Linked DNA regions of Mus musculus: region 1 is linked to region 2. The links are chromatin loops, found by intact Hi-C in ENCODE. Cell type or tissue: left cerebral cortex. All regions are shown on one strand. Links, peaks and the distances in the headings refer to the core of each region. The heading gives the core; the rest is flanking DNA. Region 1 has its middle 42 kb from the start of Gm38926. Region 2 holds the start of Kras (Kirsten rat sarcoma viral oncogene homolog).

Evidence for each region. A loop is a pair of places that touch in the nucleus more often than their neighbours do. Peaks named below come from ENCODE experiments on the same cell type or tissue, not always from the same donor. Only the 100,000 strongest peaks of a DNase experiment are listed, where the experiment ranks them.
Region 1: it touches region 2 in a loop (4-fold over the local background); 8 of 42 quality-filtered maps call a loop at or near these places.

Annotation. Positions count from the first base shown.
Region 1 is chr6:145,305,341-145,308,249 of GRCm38, reverse strand. No RefSeq gene overlaps it. Among named protein-coding and RNA genes, the nearest start is that of Gm38926, 42 kb to the left of the region's middle. In left cerebral cortex, for the core only: no CTCF peak of the experiment used is centred there; DNase peaks (open chromatin) are centred at 845 and 1,345; H3K27ac peaks cover 1,423 bases.
Region 2 is chr6:145,248,550-145,251,458 of GRCm38, reverse strand. It overlaps Kras (Kirsten rat sarcoma viral oncogene homolog), which reads left to right and starts at 1,228. Exons shown (of 5, transcript NM_021284.6): 1 at 1,228-1,410. Gm15706 (predicted gene 15706) reads right to left here and starts at 930. Exons shown (of 2, transcript NR_045598.2): 1 at 670-930; 2 at 1-247. In left cerebral cortex, for the core only: a CTCF peak has its summit at 1,233; DNase peaks (open chromatin) are centred at 365, 1,115, 1,916 and 2,171; H3K4me3 peaks cover 2,498 bases; H3K27ac peaks cover 1,836 bases.

The DNA of each region.
Region 1 (2,909 bases), core at 256-2,755, 57 kb before region 2:
AAGCCTGCTAGGAAAAGACTGACTCCTGCACTGGGCAGGGCTTCAAAGCCCACCCCCACCACAGTGACACACTTCCTCCAACAAGGCCACACCTCCAAATAGTGCCACTCCCTGGGCCAAGCATATTCAAACCACCACAAGGAGGAACCTCAGTGGTGCCACCCCTGCTCTGGGCTGGTGGTCCTGGATTCTGTAAGCAAGCAGACTGAGCAAGCTTGGGGAGCAAGCCAGTAAGCAGCATTCCTCCATGGCCTCTGCATCAGCTCCTGCCTCCAGGTTCCTGCCTTGTTTGAATTCCTGACTTCCTCTGATGATGAACTGTAAGATGGAAGTGGAAGTCAGATTAACCCTTTCCTCCCCACATTGCTTTAGTCATGGTGTTTCATCACAGCAGTAGTAACCCTAAGACATATAGTAATATTTTCCCTTATATATATAACATTATGTATATTATACATTATATTATATATTACATTATATATATTCTCACTCGATGTTTGTCTCCCAAAGTCTGGCTTATTTCACTTTTCACAATCTTCAGTTGTATCCATTTTCAGCAAATGCACTGTCGAGTTGTTTTGAGGGTTGTATAAAGTTGCACTGTGCGTATGGGTGACATCTTCTCTATTCTTTCATCTGATAGATATCTAGGCTCCAGTCTGTGAGTTTTGCAGATGCTGTAGCAATAACCGTGAATGGCCACATGTTTCTGTAGCGTGTCGACCTAGGGATCTGTGCTATGTGCTCCAGAGTGGTGCGGCTGGTCATGTGACAGTTCTATTTTCAGTATTGTGAGGAACCTCCATACTGAACCCCGTAGTGGTTACGGCAGTTTCTTCTCCCACCAACAGTAGATATTGGTTCCTCTTTCCCCACATCCTCATCAGCGTTTGTTGCTGCCCGCCCAGAGTGACCATCACAAAGCAAACTGGAGCCTGGGAAAAGGCTTGGCTGGTAAAATGTAGCAAGCTGAGATCCTGAGTTCAGTTCCCAGAACCTACACAGAAAAGCTGGTGTGACAGTGTGGAGTGAGGAGCCCCTCAGGGCTCACTGTCCAGCCAGCCCAGCTTAACCCAGCAAGCTCCAGGCCAGTGAGGACAAATACATCTAAGGCACACACACACACACACACACACACACACACACACACACACACACACACACACACACACACACACACATGTGCACAGACTCACGAATGAAACAAAGAACAAATTTTCAGCATTTATTCACATCCGAGGATAAAAATAGGCATGCTATAAACTCGCAGGCTCAGCAGCTGACAGCTGAGCCACGTCATGCGGTTTCTGTCCCTGTTTGCATTTCTGCTTACGATGACACCAGACTCTGTTACACAAGCCGCATTTCCCAGGGTTTGAATAGAGGAGAGCGGTGGGGGCATTGAATCACGGGCTTCAGTTGCGTGTATAGATTTAGAGCCCACGAGGAGATGGCTGGGTGACAGCTTCTCTTCCTGGAGCAGAAGCCTGCATTGCTCGAGTCTGTCCACATCCTTTCTGATGGGCCTCTCCATCAGCAGACTATGAGGTTATTCCCCTGATAACCTTTTTTTTTTTTTTTTTTTTTTTTTTTTTGCCCAACACCATTATATTTATTGGCTGAACAAAATAATAAACTATAGTCAAATATCAAAAGGAATAACCTGCAGCCGGGTGCAGAGGCTTGTACCTTTAATCCCAGCACCATGGACGCCGAGGCGAAAGGGGAAGAAAGGACCGTGGAGGAAGTGAAAGTGCTGGGCAGGCAGGAAGATTGTTACCTGCAAACACACCTTCCTTCCCAAAATGCTTTTTCAGCTAGATGTTTTCATGAAGAAATGTACTTAGGGCTCACAGTTTGGGTAGGCCTAAAGTGTTTAACCTTACTTCATGATGATGGTGATGATGGTGGTGGTGGCGATGATGATGTAACCATCCCTTTAGCTGCTCTCCCTCTCTCTTTGTTTTTTGGTTTTGTATGAGACAGGCTTTTACTATGTAACCAGAAATACTTTAAACTCAAGACTCACCTACCTTAGTCTCCCAAGTACTTATAGGCCTTTGCTATCAGAGCTGACTTTTGCTTGTAAAAGGTCTCTTTTAAATCCATAAAGCATAAAGTTTGAGAAACCATCACCTTTTCAATTTTTTTTCATTTATTAATGTTTCAGGTTAGCACAAAGCAGAGAGATCTCTCTGAGGAGTTTCACATACAGACACACACATACACACATGCACATACATGGACACACATGTGTGTGCACAGAGACACATGCACACACAGACACACACATGTACATGCATGTGTGCATGTGCACACACATGTACACGCATACATACTTACATACATATGCACATATACACGCATGTGCACAGACACACTCACACATGCACATACATGTGCATACATGTACACACAGAGAGGCACACACGTGTGCACACACAGACACATGCACATGAACAGACAGACACACACTTGTATACACATCCATACTTACATGCACATATACATGCACATGCACAGACACACACTCACACGTGCATATGTACACACGAGCTCACACACACAGACACACACACACCATCCTGCCCTTACCTCTGCTTCACTGCACCCCCTCCTCTGTGCCATGATGGTGCCAATCCCCTCCCATTTTTGCTTTTTTTTTTTTTAAAGATTTATTTATTTATTATATGTAAGTACACTGTAGCTGCCTTCAGACACACCAGAAGAGGGCATCAGATCTCGTTACGGATGGTTGTGAGCCACCATGTGGTTGCTGGGATTTGAACTCCAGACCTTTGGAAGAGCAGTCGGGTGCTCTTACCCACTGAGCCATCTTACCAGCCCCCCATTTTTGCTTTTATGTCACATGTCTCATCCTGCTTCTTTGTCTCCCACTCAAGATTTCC
Region 2 (2,909 bases), core at 173-2,672:
TCTCAGAGGAAAAGGCCAACCTCCCCATTCTCGGAGCAGCCAGGAGTCAAGGTGAAACACGAAGGTAAGGTAAGGTAGCAAGTGGTCAAAGGCAGCATAGAATTTTAGAATTTTGCCTTTATGTTCTTGAACTGTGAGCCACGCGGGAGCTCAAGGCAGACTGAGATACTGAGTTAGTATCTTTCCTTCAGCTTAACAGTGTGAATGTGGCCGCCATTTCTTCCTTTCCGTAAATTTCTTCCTTCATCTGTAAAATAGTCGAGATGATGTTTAACTCGCGGGGGCGTTGTGATAATTAAATACGCTATGTGCAAAAACATTTAGCAGTTAACTTGACACAGAGTAGGCACGTTCTTTCTTTCCCTGTCTTCCTCCTGTTTCCCGGGCCTCCCACCTGGTGCTGGGAGGGAGAGGTAGGGTGCAAGAAGAGTGACATCACTTCAGAGAGCTAGTGTAACAGTTTCACGCGTGGCTGGTGATGGGGCTGTGAGGACAGACGGCGGTCGGTGGGTGGGTGGATGGGCAGTCTTTTGGGCGGGGGCCCTGGCTCTCCAGGCCTCAACTGATGGCATTTTTTAGAAGGGGCATCAGTGCGGTCTAGAGGAACGCACGCTTATTTGCCTCCCTGTTTAACTCTGCGGTGGTAACTGATGAATGAATGTCTTCTACCTGGCGTCCTGAGAAGTCTCCTCGGATCTGTCCTGTGGAGCGAGGGCACTTCCTACAAAGCGGCTCTCCATGTGGTATCCGGGCAGAAGGCCAGCCTGGTCTACACAGAGAGACCCTGTCTCAAAACAAAAAGAGGAGGTCCGGGTTGGGAGCCTGCAGGCTTCGGACAGTCCGGCCAAGGGACCGCGAGGCCAGCGGCTGGGGTCCGCCCCCGGCGGCGCCGCGCGCGCCCGGAGGAGCAGCAGCGGGGCGGGCGGCCGCGTGCGAACGAGCGGCGAGGCGGGGCTATCGGGAGCGCCAGCCCCGGGTCGGGGTCCGCGTTGGCCGACGCCCTCTCGGCACCACCCTCGCGCGCCCCCGCCCGGGCCCGTCCTGGCCGCCGCTTCCCGCCCTCGCTCTCCTGGGCTCCCAGCGCTGCGGCCGCTCCCTCCCTCCCTCCTTCCCTCCCTCCCGCGCGCGCGGCCGAGGCAGCGCGGAGCACCGAGCGCATCGATCGGCCTGCTCTGCGGCCGCCCGCCCGCCTGCCGGGCCCATCGCGCACTCCGGGCTCGATTCGGCAGGCGGCGGCCGCGGCGGCTGAGGCGGCAGCGCTGTGGCGGCGGCTGAGACGGCAGGGGAAGGCGGCGGCGGCTCGGCCCGGAGTCCCGCTCCCGCGCCATTTCGGACCCGGAGCGAGCGCGGCGCGGGCCTGAAGGCGGCGGCGGGAGCCTGAGGCGCGGCGGCTCCGCGGCGCGGAGAGAGGTAGGGCGCGGGCGGCGCTCCTGGGCCGCTGCCCGGTGCGGAGCTCGGCGCGGCCGGGCGGGGCCGCGGCGCTGAATGAAGCCGGCTCGGGGCGGCGGGCGCGGGGCGCCGAGGTCGGGCGGCCGCCGTTTCCCGGACGGGGCGGCTTTCCTTCCTCCTCCCGGCCGCGGCGGGCCCTCCGCGCTCGCCCGGCCTCCGCGCCCGGCCTCTGCTGCACCCGGCATCCGCGCCTGGCGCCCCGCGCCCGGCTCAACTTGTCGGGCGCGCGGGCTGTGCGGGGACGCCGCTTCCCCTGGCCGGGCTGCGGGGCCCCGGGGGAGGTCGCGGCGGGAGGTGCTCGGACCCGGTGGCCGGAGGGCGTCGTGGTTCTCGGAGGGGAAAGGCGTCCGCCGCGGAGTTCGCGACCGCTCCCCTCCCCCACGCCTGTAAGGGCTGTGACATTGCCGCGGCCACAAAGGAGGAGGTGGAGGTAGGGATGGTGCTGGCAGAACAGGTGGCCCACGCCCTGCGCGGAAAGCCCGCGAGCGACCCGCACGGAAGCAGAAAAGTTAATGCGGCAAGTCTGAGTGGCTTTGTGTCGTGAAAACACAGGGGGAACGAAGGGCGAGAGCCGAGGCAGGGGACTCTCCCCGAGTGGAGCGCAGGCAGCTCGGCTCACAGCGTCAAGTTTGAATCGCCTGCTGCCCTCTCCCCTCAGTCCTGCGGTTTGTCCCTTGCCCCTTCCAGACTCCAGAGTTGATTGTAGCATTCGGGCCGACCTCTGAAATCCCCCTAGGCCCATGTAGTAGCTCAAGTCCTGAGCCAGCCCCGTTAAAGCAAGGTGATCATCAAGGCAAGGACTTAAAAGCAGAATGGCATGCTGTGTTTGTCGTAGAGGAATCATCTGAGAGGAAATGTTGAACAAGTCTGCTCATAATAATCACTTCGAAATTGCCACCAAATGACCAGTGTCACTCTTCCACCGAGGGCCTGATTGCTGACCCCTCATGTGATAGACAATAGACATCAGATACGCTAGGTATCCATATATTTAATTTGAAACTGTAGCTATTCACAAGCATCCTTGGTTTTAAGAGATGGCGGATAGTAATTTAATTTTTCCACTTTGGTTGGAATTGAGCCCCTTTATTACCTTTTGTAACTGGGGGTGGGGGTGGGTGGGTGGGGGAACCTTTCAGGCTTAAGGTTTTTCTTGAGTAAGACTTCTTTTTTTTCTAGTGGACTTAATTAAATATTACTAAGTTTTAAAAACCCGACAATAAATTTTATTCAGCAAAAGCTACGGTGTAAATGATTCAATATCTGTCCACAGTATACCCTAAATTAGCCAACATTTTAGTCTGTGGGACCCCTTTGCACCTATAAACAAATTATTGAGGGTCTCAGAAATCCTTGAAGGGGGGGAACATGCCAATATTTACTATATTAGAAGTAACACATTTTTTCAGTTTATTTAGAACTAGGAATAAAGTGCCTGTTGGTAACATGAATTCATTTTT